2 separate regions of the Homo sapiens genome follow, and region 1 is linked to region 2. The links are chromatin contacts, found by Hi-C or POLR2A ChIA-PET in ENCODE. All regions are on one chromosome and are shown on one strand. The core of a region is the stretch at or near the end of the contact, and the rest is flanking DNA. Distances in the headings are between cores, read along the strand shown.

Region 1 (6,686 bases), core at 1,795-4,294, 46 kb after region 2:
GCACCATGGTCATCACAGTGATGTGCTCGCCCCACAGAATCATTGCAAGAACATACCAAGGTAAAGCGATAAAACATACTTTCAACTCACCAGGCATTTGTTCAGCTCCAACTATTAACTAATGCTAAATATTGGAGGAGGAGGTGACACCCAGGGGTTGCAGGCTCAGGGAGCTAGAGATGTGAACTTAGTAGCCCAAATCTGAGGGTGGGTATCTTAAATGCAAATAATATACTTAGGAGAGGCTGAGGAGAAGATAATTCCAACATTGAGAAATATTTGGAACAGGTGGTCTGAGCCAAGGTTTGAAAGACTTCAAAAGGTAGGCGGTAGGATGAACAGGTACTTCCAGGCTATGAGAACAACTTGACTGACTACGAGAAAAGAGGACATAAAGCATGTGAATGGGTGATGTATGTGCAGGAGCCAAGAATCTGTCTTTCTGCCTGTGGGCTCCATAGGATAAGGCAGTGGCCAGTTGTCTTAGCATGTTTAGGCTGCTACATAACGCTGCTATAACAAAACACCATAGATTGGGTGGTTTATAAACAACGGAAATGTATTTCTTATAGTTCTGGGGGCTGGGAAGTCCAAGATCAAGGCAGATTGGATATCTGGTGAGGGCCCGTGTTCTGACTTATAGAAAGCACCTTATTGCAGGGTCCTCACATGGCAGAAGGGGTGAGGGGCCTCTCTGCAGCCTCTTTTATGAGGACATTAATTTCATTCCCATAGGCTCCACCCTTATGATCTAATCATCTCCCAAAGGCCCCACATCCTAACACCTTCACCTTGTGAATTTCTGAGGGACACAAACATGCAGATAATAGCACCATTCTGAAGCCTTTCAAGCCATGCAGAAGACTTCCACATATATTCTCATATTTTCCATGGGAAGCTTCGCCTGGGTTTTACAGAGGAGTGTCATGATGCCATCTATTTTAAAAAGATCCCTTTGGGGCAACACTAGAGAGACTGGGTGAACCCAGAGGCTGGAAGGTGGGTGAGGGGGGTCTTGCAATAATACAGGCAAGAGGTGATGAGGGCCTGAGTTCAGGCAGTCAAAGAAGGGATGGAGAGGAAATGAGGGCTGCTAGAGACATTTGGAAAGGAGAACAGACAAGTATTGGACAGGAAGGAGAAGGAAAGGACTTCTTCCTCCCATAGGGCAGTTCCCCTGCACCCCTGCAATACACACCCAGCTTCCCCACACACTTGGAGGTGGCCTGGCAGAAGAGAGATTGACATTTCTCTTTATCTGCTGGCCTTTTAACTCTGTTCATAGCCATGAAGTCACCTTCTTTTTTTTTTTTTTTTTTTTTTTTGCCTTACTACATTTGGATGATTTTCCTTATAATGATTGTCATAGTCATAACTATAATAATTATAGTGGCAATAATAAGATTCTGAATGGCTCCAGAGCCTTTCTTCCTAGGATGTTAATGTGTGAGGTGGGGGTAGGAGGGTTCCTGGCAGGAATATTATTAGATCCAATTTGCTGAAAAGTCACTCTCTGCCATTTGGAAAGAATCTGGCCAAGAGGGAAGCATTTCTGGCCTTTGGAGCATGGACTTGTTCCCAGATGAGAACCCATGTTCTCCATGAAGACTGGCAAGGGGGTTCCTGCTGCCTGGTGGGGTATGCTAAATGCCGATTGGCTGCTCGTGATGGAGAAAGGTGGAGAGGTATGCTCCAGAGCTTTGCCCCTCTCCCGTCTCTAAGAAGCCTTCCCACAGGTCTCTGGTGGACAATGACTCCTCCGTGCCTGCCTCAGGCTCTCCTATTGTTGGGCTGTATGATTAGCATTTAATCATAATATACAATATATTGTAGCATTTTATGAGTTACAAAACCTGTTTGGCTTCATTATTTCATTTAAACCTCCTAGCCACAGAGGTTAATATTATTATCATTCCCTCTCTACAAATGGATTCATTTGTTCAATGAACTTGCATGGAGCAGATAGTGTTAAATACTATGAAAATGAAGCATATGTGGTTCTGGGGGCTTCACCCCCAAATCAGGTACTCAGAGGTAAAGTGACTAAGACCCCAAGCAGAAGACTCTGATTTTCTTTCTCCAAGTTGCTTGCTCTCTTCTTTATTCAGCATACTTCAACAGCATACTTCATTCAGCATACTTCAACAGCATACTACAGTTACCCTAACTTTTAATTGTTCAAACTACCAAATTTGAGCACTTTACTGCTTCATGTTTCAAATGTTCATTTTGTCTTCCCAGACACATGGGAAAAATCTATATAAAAAAAGGACTTTACCAATTTACTTTTATTTTTATTTTGAGATGGAGTCTTGCTCTGTTGCCCAGGCTGGAGCGCAGTGGCATGATCTCGGCTCACTGCAACCTCTGCCTCCTGGGTTCAGGCAATTCTCTGTCTCAGCCTCCCGAGTAGCTGGGATTACAGGCGCCCACCACCATGCCTGGCTAATTTTTTGTATTTTACAAAAAATACAAAAGACCTGGCCAGGCTGGTCTTGAACTCCTCACCTTGTGACCCACCCTCCTCGGCCTCCCAGAGTGCTGGGATTATAGGCGTGAACCACTGTGCCCAACCAACTTCACTAGTTTGTTATTATTAAAGCCCATTTGTGGTAAGGAGTGTCAAAGTTTGTTTATACTTAGTAGTTACTGATCAACTATTACACAACATGTTTGGGCATACAGTAATTGATCAATAAATATCAGTAAGCCAGAGGGTTCCAACTCTCCAGCCTTAGCTAACTTCCTCTTAAAACACGGGTTTTATCCTCATCGTCAAAAGTATTTCAAGCACTTTATTTCTGGAACATGTGGAATCTTTCCTTTTAAAGTATTTTGTAGCCAGTTGCAAAATGATGCTGATATTTTGGAAGAATATTAATGTGCCCATCATAAAGGGAGAATAGTTGAGGCTAGGTAGGGGAAATTTGAAGTCCCAGCTTCCTTGTCTGGCTTGATGGCTGGTCTTCTTAGCATGTGAGTTAATTAGACAGATATGGAAGGATGGAAAGCCAGAGGCGCCTCACGTTGACGATTTCTCTCCGAGTGCTCTCAGTGCGCAGCACAGAGGATCTCTCGATTGACTGGACGCATGCTCCCACCTTGTGGTGAGATTTGATATCCTCTGGTCTTTTTTCGTCTGTACATCCTGCTGGGGAAAATGCAACCATTTAGTCAGTGAATGTTTGCTGAGCTCCAGGTGTACTCCCAGGCAGTAGGTACTGGGATACAGACATGAAAGAACAGACAGAATTGTCCTCTTGAGGCTTACTTTACTGGATATGTGTGTGTGTGTTGGAGGGGAGGGGGATGTAAGATGGGCAATAAAAAATTTATACAGATAAAAAACAAAGTAATTTCAGATAGTGCGAAATACTATGACAATGAAGCAAAATGATGCAATGGAGTGACTGGGGAGGAGACCTGTTTCAGTTGGGGTAGCCTGGGATGTTTAAGCCCAGGCTGACTGATGCACAGAAGTCAGGCTTGCGATGGAAGTCACCAGGATAAGGGAGCAGAATGAAGGCCGGGGGGATGCCTCATGGTCTGCAATAGGAGAGTGCTTCCAGATGTGGAAGGAGAGGCAGACAGGGGCCAAGTCACAGACACTGCCTTCTAGGCCACTCCAGGTGCCATGGAAACCACTGAGAGGATTGAAGAAAAGGGACACTAGTTTGAAGTGCCTCGTGAAGCTCTTTGCATTTGTGTGTGGACTTTTCCTTAAACGCAACAAGCATGTGCAAAGGGCCATGCTTGGAGCTTCCCCAGAAATTGTGAGCAGAGACTCACACTGTATCACTGCACCTTAGAATCATCTGGGGAATTTTACAAAATCCTGTTGCCTGGGCCCTACTCATGAGCAGTTAAATCAGAAGAGCTGCAAATGAGGCCCAGGCCTCAGTGTTTTTTGTTTGTTTGTTTTTGTTTTTGTTTTTGAGACGGAGTCTCGCTCTGTCGCCCAGGCTGGAGTGCAGGGGCGTGATCTCAGTTCACTGCAAGCTCCACCTCCCGGGTTCACGCCATTCTCCTGCCTCAGCCTCCCGAGTAGCTGGAACTACAGGCTCCCGCCACCACAGCCGGCTAATTTTTTGTATTTTCAGTAGAGACTGGGTTTCACCGTGTTAGCCAGGATGATCTCGATCTCCTGACCTCGTAATCCAACCACCTCGGCCTCCCAAAGTGCTGGGATTACAGGCGTGAGCCACCGCGCCCAGCCGGGCCTCAGTGTTTTGTCCAATCTTTTCAAGTGATTCTAGGGCACCACCAGAGCAGAGAACTGCTATGTGTCAGGGAACCTCAGCCTCAGCTGAGGGTGGTCAGTGAGAAGCTGACTGTTAAGGCAAGGGCCCCCAGAGGGTCTGGGGTGAGGTTCTGAGACAGTGGACTTTGGTGTGTGGGGCAGATCATCACAATTATGGGCTACAAAGGGAGAAGGAGAAGAAAGCAGATTGCAGAGCCCTGGGTATGGATGAGAAAGAGCTGGCTGAGTCTGGACTCACTTGGCTGCATGATTGTATTTATGACAATGGAGGGAAGACAGCTGCAGAAAGGGCACAGATTGGAAGGGCGTCAGAGAGAGGCCCGCAGAGGCAGACTGGTGGCTCTGGGGCAGGTTTGGAGGCTCCTGATGGCACCTACCCTGTCTTAACGCTTCCCACCCTAGCCTGTCTCCTAGAGGCCTCTTCTCTCCTCAGAAGTCTCCAGTCAACACAGTTGCATAGAAACTCAAGGCTGGATGCTAGGCTCGCGTCTTCTTGGCAGCTGGCCTTATACGGGCACACTGTCACAGGCACCAGGCTCTGTGTGGATAAATCTTCAATGCTGTTACGGTTGCACGCGACAGCAAACCCAACCCAAAACTGCTTAAGCAAAGAGGACATGTACAAGCTCAAGTGACAGAAGAGTTTAGGGCGTGGATTTAGGTGTGGCTTGATCTGGAACCAACCACTATGGCCAGGGGAATGCAAGGCTCTGATTGGTCCAGCCTGAGTCACATTCGGCCAATGGGAGCGGGGAATGGAGTCAGCACCACCGTCCAAAGAAAAGGTCTGAGAGTCAGGACAGCAGAAGAAAATCATCGGTGCTCTTACGTCAAAACTGGGGCAAAGGCATGCTTGTATGACCCGAACCAGGCAATGTTTCCTGTGGTAGTCCCATAACATGGAGGAAGAGTGTGGAGCTTATGATCTTCCTTGTCTGATTAATCAGTTTTGGTAACTGGAGGCTGGGCTTGGTGATTTTGAGGTGCAAAGGCTGTGGCCTCAAGTTTGTTGAGGGATGATGTATTAGTCCATTTGCTGCTGATAAAGACATACCCAAGACTGGGCAATTTACAAAAGAAAGAGGTTTAATTGGACTTACAGTTCCACGTGACCGGGGAAGGTCTCACAATCATGGTAAAGGGTGAAAGGCACTTCTTACAGGTCAGTGGGCAAGACAGAATGAGGAAGAAGCAAAAGTAGAAACCCCTGATAAACCCATCAGATCTCGTGATACTTATTCACTATCATGAGAATATTATGAAAAAGACCGGCCCCGTGATTCAATTACCTCCCACTGGGTCCCTTCCACAACACGCGGGAATTCTGAGAGATACAGTTCAAGTTGATATTTGGGTGGGGACACAGCCAAATCATATCATTCTGCCCCAGGCCCCTCCCAAATTTCATGTCCTCACATTTCAAAACCAATCATTGCCTTCCCAACAGTCCCCCAAAGTCTCAACTCATTTCAGCATTAACCCAAAAGTCTACAGTCCAAAGTCTCATCTGAGACAAAGCAAGTCCCTTCCGCCTATGAGCCTGTAAAGTCAAAAGCAAGTCAATTGCTTCCTAGATACAATGGGGGTACAGGCATCGGGTAAATACAACCATTCCAAATGGGAGAAATTGGCCAAAACAAAGGGGCTACAGGGCCCATGAAAATCTGAAATCCAGCAGGGCAGTCAAATCTTAAAGTTCCAGAATGATCTCCTTTGACTCCATGTCTCACATCTGGGCCATACTGATGCAAGAGGTGGGTTCCCATGGTCTTGGGCAGCTCCACCCCTGTGGCTTTACAGGGTGCAGCCTTCCTCCTGGCTACTTTCATGGGCTGGCATGCAGTGTCTGAAGCTTTTCCAGGCACACGGTGCAAGCTGTCTGTGGATCTACCATACTGGGGTCTGGAGGATGGTGGCCCTCTTCTCACAGCTCCACTAAGGAGTGCCCCAGTAGGGACTCTGTGTGGGGGCTCTGACCCCACATTTCCCTTCTGCACTGCCCTAGCAGAGGTTCCCCATGAGGTCCCCACCCCTGCAGCAAACTTTTGCCTGGGCATCCAGGCATTTCCATACATCTTCTGAAATCTAGGAGGAGGTTCCCAAACCTCAGTTCTTGATTTCTGTGCACCCACAGGCTAAACACCACTAGGAAGCTGCCAAGGCTTGAGGCTTGCACCCTCTAAAACCATGGCCCCGAGTGCTACATTGGCCCCTTTCAGCCATGGCTGGAGTGGCTGGGACACAGGGCACCAAGTTCCTAAGATGCACACAGCATGGGGACCCTCGGCCTGGCCCCAGGAAACCACTATTTCCTTCTGGGCCTCCTGGCCTGTGATGGGAGGGGTTGTTGTGAAAGTCTCTAACATGGCCTGGAGACATTTTCCCCATGGTTTTGGGGATTAACATTAAGTTCCTTGCTACTTAT
Region 2 (6,624 bases), core at 3,426-5,925:
ACTTCCCTTCTGCCTGGCAACCTCCTGCTCTGAAACGGGGTAGTGGTGCTGACGGATTTTTTTAATTTTACTGGATCCTGCTCAAGGTTGGTGATCTGAGCCATCTTAATCATCCTAATGAGTTTGCAGGTGTTACTTCTCATTGGAAACACATATTCAGTGCTATCCATAATGTGTTGGTTTCCACACAGTGTGCTTAGGAGACAGGGGCTGTATCCCCAGGGTGATAATAGAAAATTAAATCTGTTCCCAGGGCCCCTTGTTGGCACTGAAAGAGCACGGAGAAGAGCCCCTGCATTTATAGGGGATTGCTTCCACCTGCGGGCATTTCCTTAATGCTCCTCCCTTCACTTCCTCCTTCCGTTCTCCCTCCCATCTTCCTTCCAGCTCTTCTTCCTCTCTTCTATTCTCCTCTACCTCCTCTTCTCTTTCTTCCTTCCTCTCTTTCCCTTCCTTCTTTCTTCCCCTCCTCAAACATTTATTGAGCACCTACTTAGTATGAGGCATGACATTAGGGGGATGTTGTGGACGGATGGGATACAAAAGTTGATCGAATCTGGCCTCTTTTCAGGAGGAATTCGCCAAATTGAGTCATAAAGAGAGAAAGCAAAGTTGTGCACAAATTTAACTGTCCCAAACTCCCATAGAGAATCCACTAAGTGTCACAAAGTGAGTCCGGGGAAACTGGGGTGTTTCCTCAGAAGCTCAAGTGCAGTTGGGGGATCAGAGAAGCTGTCCTGCCGGGCATAGCATTTGAGCTGGTCCTCAAGGATGGGTGCATCCCTGGATTCTCCACATCCAGAAATGGATTTTTCCTTCCCTAACATCCACAGCATTTCATCTCCTCCTCCAACGACATCTGCGTGGCTCCGGCTGCTCTGTGGGTGCCTTTCCTCTCCTCCCGAAGGCAGCCCTGGCTGCCCCCTCCTGCTATGGCCTCTGGGCCTTGATACCCTGAGACTCACACAGAACTGAGATTCCTACCTCTAGAGGTTTCAAATGCAATACAATATGGCTGGCATGGACTTTTATATTCAGGAAACACAGACAAGATAGTATACATTTTGAAAATGGACTTTAAAAAATGTCAGCCATATATATTATCTCAACAGAGAGAGAGAGAGAGGTGCAGTTTTTAAAAGGAGATAAAAATACCTGATGCGTATAGCTTCCAAAGAGGAATGGTGCCCTTTGGGAGGATTTGGGAAGCAGCCTTGAATTAGTCAGCCAATCTGGGAGGGCTTCATGGAGGAAGGTGGGCTTCAGGGACTGACAGGGCAGCTTGAGCTGCAAGGTTAGGATGGGAGTCTAACTGGGCATGTGGCACCCACTAGACTGGGGTTCTGTGAGGGCAAATACTGTGCCTCAGATTCTCCTGTTCCCACAGTAGCCAGTCTGAGGCCTGGCACATGCAAGAACAAGCTCTGAAGGAATCATATGGGAGAAAGCTTACTGGCAGGGCAAGACAGTCAAGGAAGTAGAGAGTGACAGTAATCGGAAGGGGCTGGAAAGATGGGCTGGGACAGAGCATGGGCAGAGGGAGGCCGGGCCACGAAGGCACCCTTGCAAAGGGCTTTGAGAAAGGGCATTCACAAAGGCAGCCAGTCTTGGGCTTTAAGGAATTCAATGCCCTGTCGGGGCTTTGGGTGGGGACAATCCAAATGATTGGCTTCATGAGCCTAGAAGCGGCTCTGCCCATGTAGCACCCCTGTGACTTTGGGCAGGTCCCCTCCCCTCATCTGCATTCCCTCCTCCTCATGTGGTCTGGCTCCCTGGGAACCCATGGTGGTGATAAGGTCAGAACAGAGTGCAGTGGGTGACTTGGGGGCCGGAAAAGGAGGCTGTGGTCATCACTGAAGGAAGACAAAACAAGGACATGCACCAAGGAACTGACACTGGGACCATCGAGAGAGAGGTCACAAGCTATGAAGTCTGAAAACTGATTCATTTTTCAAGAGTCGAGACTAAAACAAGAGGAGATAACAACAGTAGCCATTTATTGGGTATTTAATATGTCCCTAGTGCTACATATACATTATCTACCTGATAAGAAAGGAATGTTACATATACATTATCTACCTGATAAGACAGGTATTATTATTATCCTACTTTATAGATGGGGAAACTGAGGCTTAGAGAGGTAAAATGATTGTTCAAAGTTAACACTGTTAGTAAGTGGTAGAGCTAAAAATTGGAGACTTGATTTTTTACTCTTGCTAGAGCTCTTAGCCATTGCTTTATTCTGTCTCCCATAAGTAGATTCACTCGTGAGGCTTTATTTGGATTTTGAATGGCGACATATCATGGTTCTTCATGAAGCAAAGGTGGACAGGCATGTGTAGTGCTCAGGGTACATTGTGCCGGGAGAGCAAGAACCTTGGGAAGGAGAGCTGGGGATTTGCCATCAGAAGAAAGTGAAGAATAGGAGGCTTTCTCATTTGTAAAGCACTTTCACAGCTTTTGCCTTAATCCATTCTCGTGACAGCCTTGGGAGTTAGGCATGGATTTTTTTTAAAATCCCCATTTTCCAGTTGAGAAACCTGAGTCCTGGAGAGGTGAAAAGAATTGCCCAGGGTCATCTAGCTGGTACATGGCAGGAGAGCGGAACCTGGTTCTCTTTTCCCTGGGCTCTGCTGCTTGTCAGGGTTGGACATGAGATCCCCAGAGAAAGCCCACATTGCTGGAGGGTTAGAGGGGAGGGGGGGCAGAGCAGGTATGGCTGGGGTCCTAAGAGCTGAGGTGAGAGAAGTTCTGAGGCATGTGACCTCATCTTCAAAGTCCCAAGCAGGGCAGGGGGCTGGGGCTGAGGGTCTGAGAGCGGCATAGCCTGAAGTCCAGAGCTAGAGGACAATGCCAATGGCAAGGAGCCCAGAAATGAATGGGCCACCTCGAATGGAGTGCTCTGTGGGGTGCCCTCTCCAGAATCTAGGGGGTAAGGAGAAGGTCCAGCAGGAATCATGGGTTTGGGTCTCTGCCATTCCTAACTCCCTGGTGCCTCAGGCATCGACGGGCAGGATGCCTGGAGGCCATGGGCTGCAGCGGAAGGAACACATGCTTTGGAGACAGATTGCTCTGGATTCAACCCCTGGTTTGATCACTTCCTGCCTGTGATTTTGTGTCTCAGTTGCCCTTTCCATAAAATGGAATAACAGCTTTTTTTTAGTCATAAGTTGTGAATAAGTGAATGCATATTCACAATATCAAATGACTTATTCATTTCATGAGCTCAACATGTGCCAGCACTGTGCCAGGATAGTTCTGTGGGCCATGCAGACAAGGTCCCTGTCCTCATGCAGTTTACTTTGGTGCCCAGCACAACATAGGCCCCTAAAAGCACCACTTCATTCCTCCCATCTGTAAAGTTACCTGATTTCTGTCCTGCAGTGCCTGGCTCCATGCCAGTAATCAGGAAGGAGAAAGGGGTGAATCAGAGAAGCAGAACCTCAAACTTTGTTCTGAGCCCACAGTTTCTGAGCTAAGCAGGAGCCAGAGGTCAGCAGGGTGAGGCTGGGGGCTGGGGACCAAAGAGGAGGGTTGGCACGTCATATTCCTCCTTATCTGACTGCCCTTGCACCAGAGCCCAGAGAGTTTGACAATGATGATCTCAGTAGTGTTCAAAGCTTCCCGAGGGAGGCCAACAGCAAAGCAGAAAGCACTGGAGTGTGCTTGTGTTGACAGCTGCCGGATCAGAGGGCCTGGCTTGGGATCACAGGCTGCGGGGGTGGTGAAGCAGTGTGCAGATTCTGAAGCCTGGCACCCCCACCCGGGGCCCCAGGAGCCAGGTTCACCCACACAGAAACTCAAGGGAGGCTGCGTTTCCTAATCAACAGCCTGCACCGTGTGGTAGATGCTTTTCCTGTGGGTCATCTCTTTAAATTCTCCCAAGCCTGAAAAGAGAGATTATTGTTCCCATTTTCGAGATCAGAAAACTGAGGCTCAGAAGAGTGAAGTAGCCTGCTTAAGAACGCATGTCTTCATCATAATAGTTGGTATGCAGGTTTCCCTCCCTGTCTCCATCACACACACACACACACACACACACACACACACACACACACACACACACTGCAATGACTGTCTCTCTAGGCCGGCTAACAGTGGACCAAGATGAGCCCATCCTTGCCTGCATCCTGCATCAGTCCACCGGGAGCAGGCAGCAGGGATAAGGATGGGGAGGACGTGGTCAAGGAGTCGGACTACAGGCACCCCTGTGGCTCAGGGCATAGAGGGGGCTCAGGACACATGGAGCACCCCCTCGCCCACATTCCTTTTCCGGGTCTGCCTCTCTACCAGACATCTCTCCTTCCTCCTTTTTTGCATCCTCTTTGGATTCATTTTCTCCTCTCCTTTTATTTCCCCTTCTCTGCTTCCTGATTCACCCCTTGCTGTCTTTTCCAGTCTTTTCCGTTCCTCTCTTCAGTCTCTCCCTCTCCCTTTGCTTCCTTTCTCTGGACTCCCCTGGCTCCTTCTCCCTTTCTCATCCTCCCTCGTGTTTTCCTCTCTTTGTCTCTTCGATCTCCTTCCCTCCTTTTCCGTTTGTCTCTCCCTGGCCTGCGCCCCTCCCCGCCGCTCGCAGCCTCCCGCGCGCTCCTCCCTCGGCGCCGCCAACCCTCCCTCCGCCCCCTCGGCCCCGCCCTCCCCTCGCCAGTCTCCCCCTCCCCTCTCCGCTCTCGCTCTCCGTGATTTATTACTTGCCCTGCTGCTTCTGACAAACTATTTGTAGGAAAATGAGATTTGGTCCGCGCTGGATGGCTCCTCTGGGAGGCAGGCGTGGGGGTCGGGTGTCGGAGGCCCCGTGCGCCCCCCCACCCCCCACCAGAGCCCACGGCGCTCACGGAGCTCTTTAAGATAAATGAGCAAAATTAAGAGACTCACTGGGGGAAGAAAACACTGGATGGGAGCGAGCGAGAGCGGATGGTACTTGGTTTCCTCCCAGAAATGCATCCACGTGCGCCCCACTGGGGCCTCCCCCATCTGCTGCAGACTCCAGGGAACTTCCTCCCCTCAAAGACGAACTTCCAGCCCTGGAGCATGTTTCTTCCTTTCCTGGGATGTGGCGCTGAAAAGGGCAGAAACCTCTAGTAAGGCACAAGCAACAGATTGGGGGTGGAGCAGCAGGTCTCTTTGGAGGTGGCCTGGAAGAAACCGGACAGAGAGGATGGGAAGGGGAGAAACAGAAGAGTGTGACGAGGTGGGTGTCCAAGGGCAATGGGACAGGCAGTCCGGGTGGGAGAGTGGACCTGAGGAAGTAGCTGCAGGCCCAGACTACTTCAGCCACACCCTGATCCCCTGGGACCCTCAGGGCACAGGAGGCAGTGCTGGCTCCAACCTCAGTCCAAGGAGCTGTGGAAGCCTCAGAGGTCCTTGGCAGAGATGAGCCCTCAATTCTCACCTCAAAGGCAGCGATTGAAGTTTTCTCTTGTTTGGGTGGCAGAACTATAAGTTGTCAGAGGGCAGGTAGTGGGTCTTTGGTTTTTCTGCAGTGCCACAGGGCTAGCTTACCTTAGAGGCCATAAGTATTATTTGTTGAGATGCATGAATACAAGAATGTCTTATAAGCTCTAGGCTCAATTTTCAACTCCCACAGATGTGCAATGAAAACAATTTTCCAGACTACTTTTTTTCCCTCTTATTTTGAAAGCAATACACTTATTTTTTCCATCAAACATTAAGACAACAGAGATAAGCAACATAGAAGAAAATAATAATCACCTGTTATTCTACTACGAACAATTTGGAATTTATCTTAAGTCTCAAAATATATATGTATTAAAACACAAGGTCATATTGTAAACATTGTTTTGACCTGCTTTATTTCATTCGATGTTAAATTGTAAATACCTTTTTTTTTTTTTTTTTTTTTTTTTGAGATGGAGTCTCGCTCTGTCGCCCAGGCTGGAGTGCAGTGGCGCGATCTCGGTTCACTGCAGGCTCCGCCTCCCGGGTTCACGCCATTCTACTGCCTCAGCCTCCTGAGTAGCTGGGACTACAGGGGCCCGCCATCTCGCCCGGCTAATTTTTTGTATTTTTAGTAGAGACGGGGTTTCACCATGTTAGCCAGGATGGTCTCGATCTCCTGACCTCGTGATCCGCCCGCCTCGGCCTCCCAAAGTGCTGGGATTACAGGCGTGAGCCACCGCGCCCGGTCCCTTTTTATATCATGTTAAATATTTCTTCTAAAACAAAATTTTAAGTTGTTACAGTGATTTTTTATAGGTTTGTATGCTCTATGGATGATTTTTTTTAACAAGGCACATATTTTTGTTCATTTTGATTGTTTCTAAATTTTTGCTATTATCAAGATTTCCTAACTTTTGCATTATTCAGATTTTTTTTTTTTTTTTTTTTTTTTAGACGGAGTCTTGCACTGTTGCCCAGGCTAGAGTGCAGTGGCGTGATCTCCTCTCACTGCAAGCTCCGCCTCCTGGGTTCACGCCATTCTCCTGCCTCAGCCTCCCAAGTAGCTGGGACCACAGGTGCCTGCCACCACACCCGGCTCATTTTTTGTATTTTTAGTAGAGATCGGGTTTCACCGTGTTAGCCAGGATGGTCTTGATCTCCTTACTTCGTGATCCGCCCACCTTGGCCTCCCAAAGTGCTGGGATTACAGGTGTGAGCCACCGC

What was found. Hi-C counts contacts between places; a loop is a spot of excess contacts on that map. ChIA-PET counts read pairs that join two places held with the same protein, here RNA polymerase II (POLR2A). Pooled maps may share reads with other maps.
Region 1: a loop to region 2 is called in a map of mammary epithelial cell, with 2.3 times the contacts of the local background. The contact joins the enhancer-like site here to the promoter of LINC02966 in region 2. A Hi-C loop is called at or near these places in 5 of 168 maps with a recorded cell type or tissue (Caco-2, PC-3, breast epithelium and 2 more) and 2 of 50 pooled maps. POLR2A ChIA-PET finds 5 or more read pairs at or near these places in 2 of 52 experiments (OCI-LY7 and activated T-cell).

The regions. Positions count from the first base shown.
Region 1 is chr2:113,367,617-113,374,302 of GRCh38, forward strand. The region is part of intron 2 of LINC02966 (long intergenic non-protein coding RNA 2966); the gene reads left to right. It overlaps LOC107985936 (a long non-coding RNA gene), which reads right to left. Exons shown (of 2, transcript XR_001739651.2): 2 at 2,776-3,148. Among named protein-coding and RNA genes, the nearest start is that of LINC02966, 46 kb to the left of the region's middle. Within about 2 kb of position 3,045, at least 3 of the 41 ENCODE cell types and tissues checked have a DNase peak (open chromatin) inside an H3K27ac peak, as active enhancers do.
Region 2 is chr2:113,320,363-113,326,986 of GRCh38, forward strand. It overlaps LINC02966 (long intergenic non-protein coding RNA 2966), which reads left to right and starts at 4,676. Exons shown (of 4, transcript NR_183358.1): 1 at 4,676-5,191. LOC105373567 (a long non-coding RNA gene) reads right to left here and starts at 4,957. Exons shown (of 3, transcript XR_923223.4): 1 at 4,876-4,957.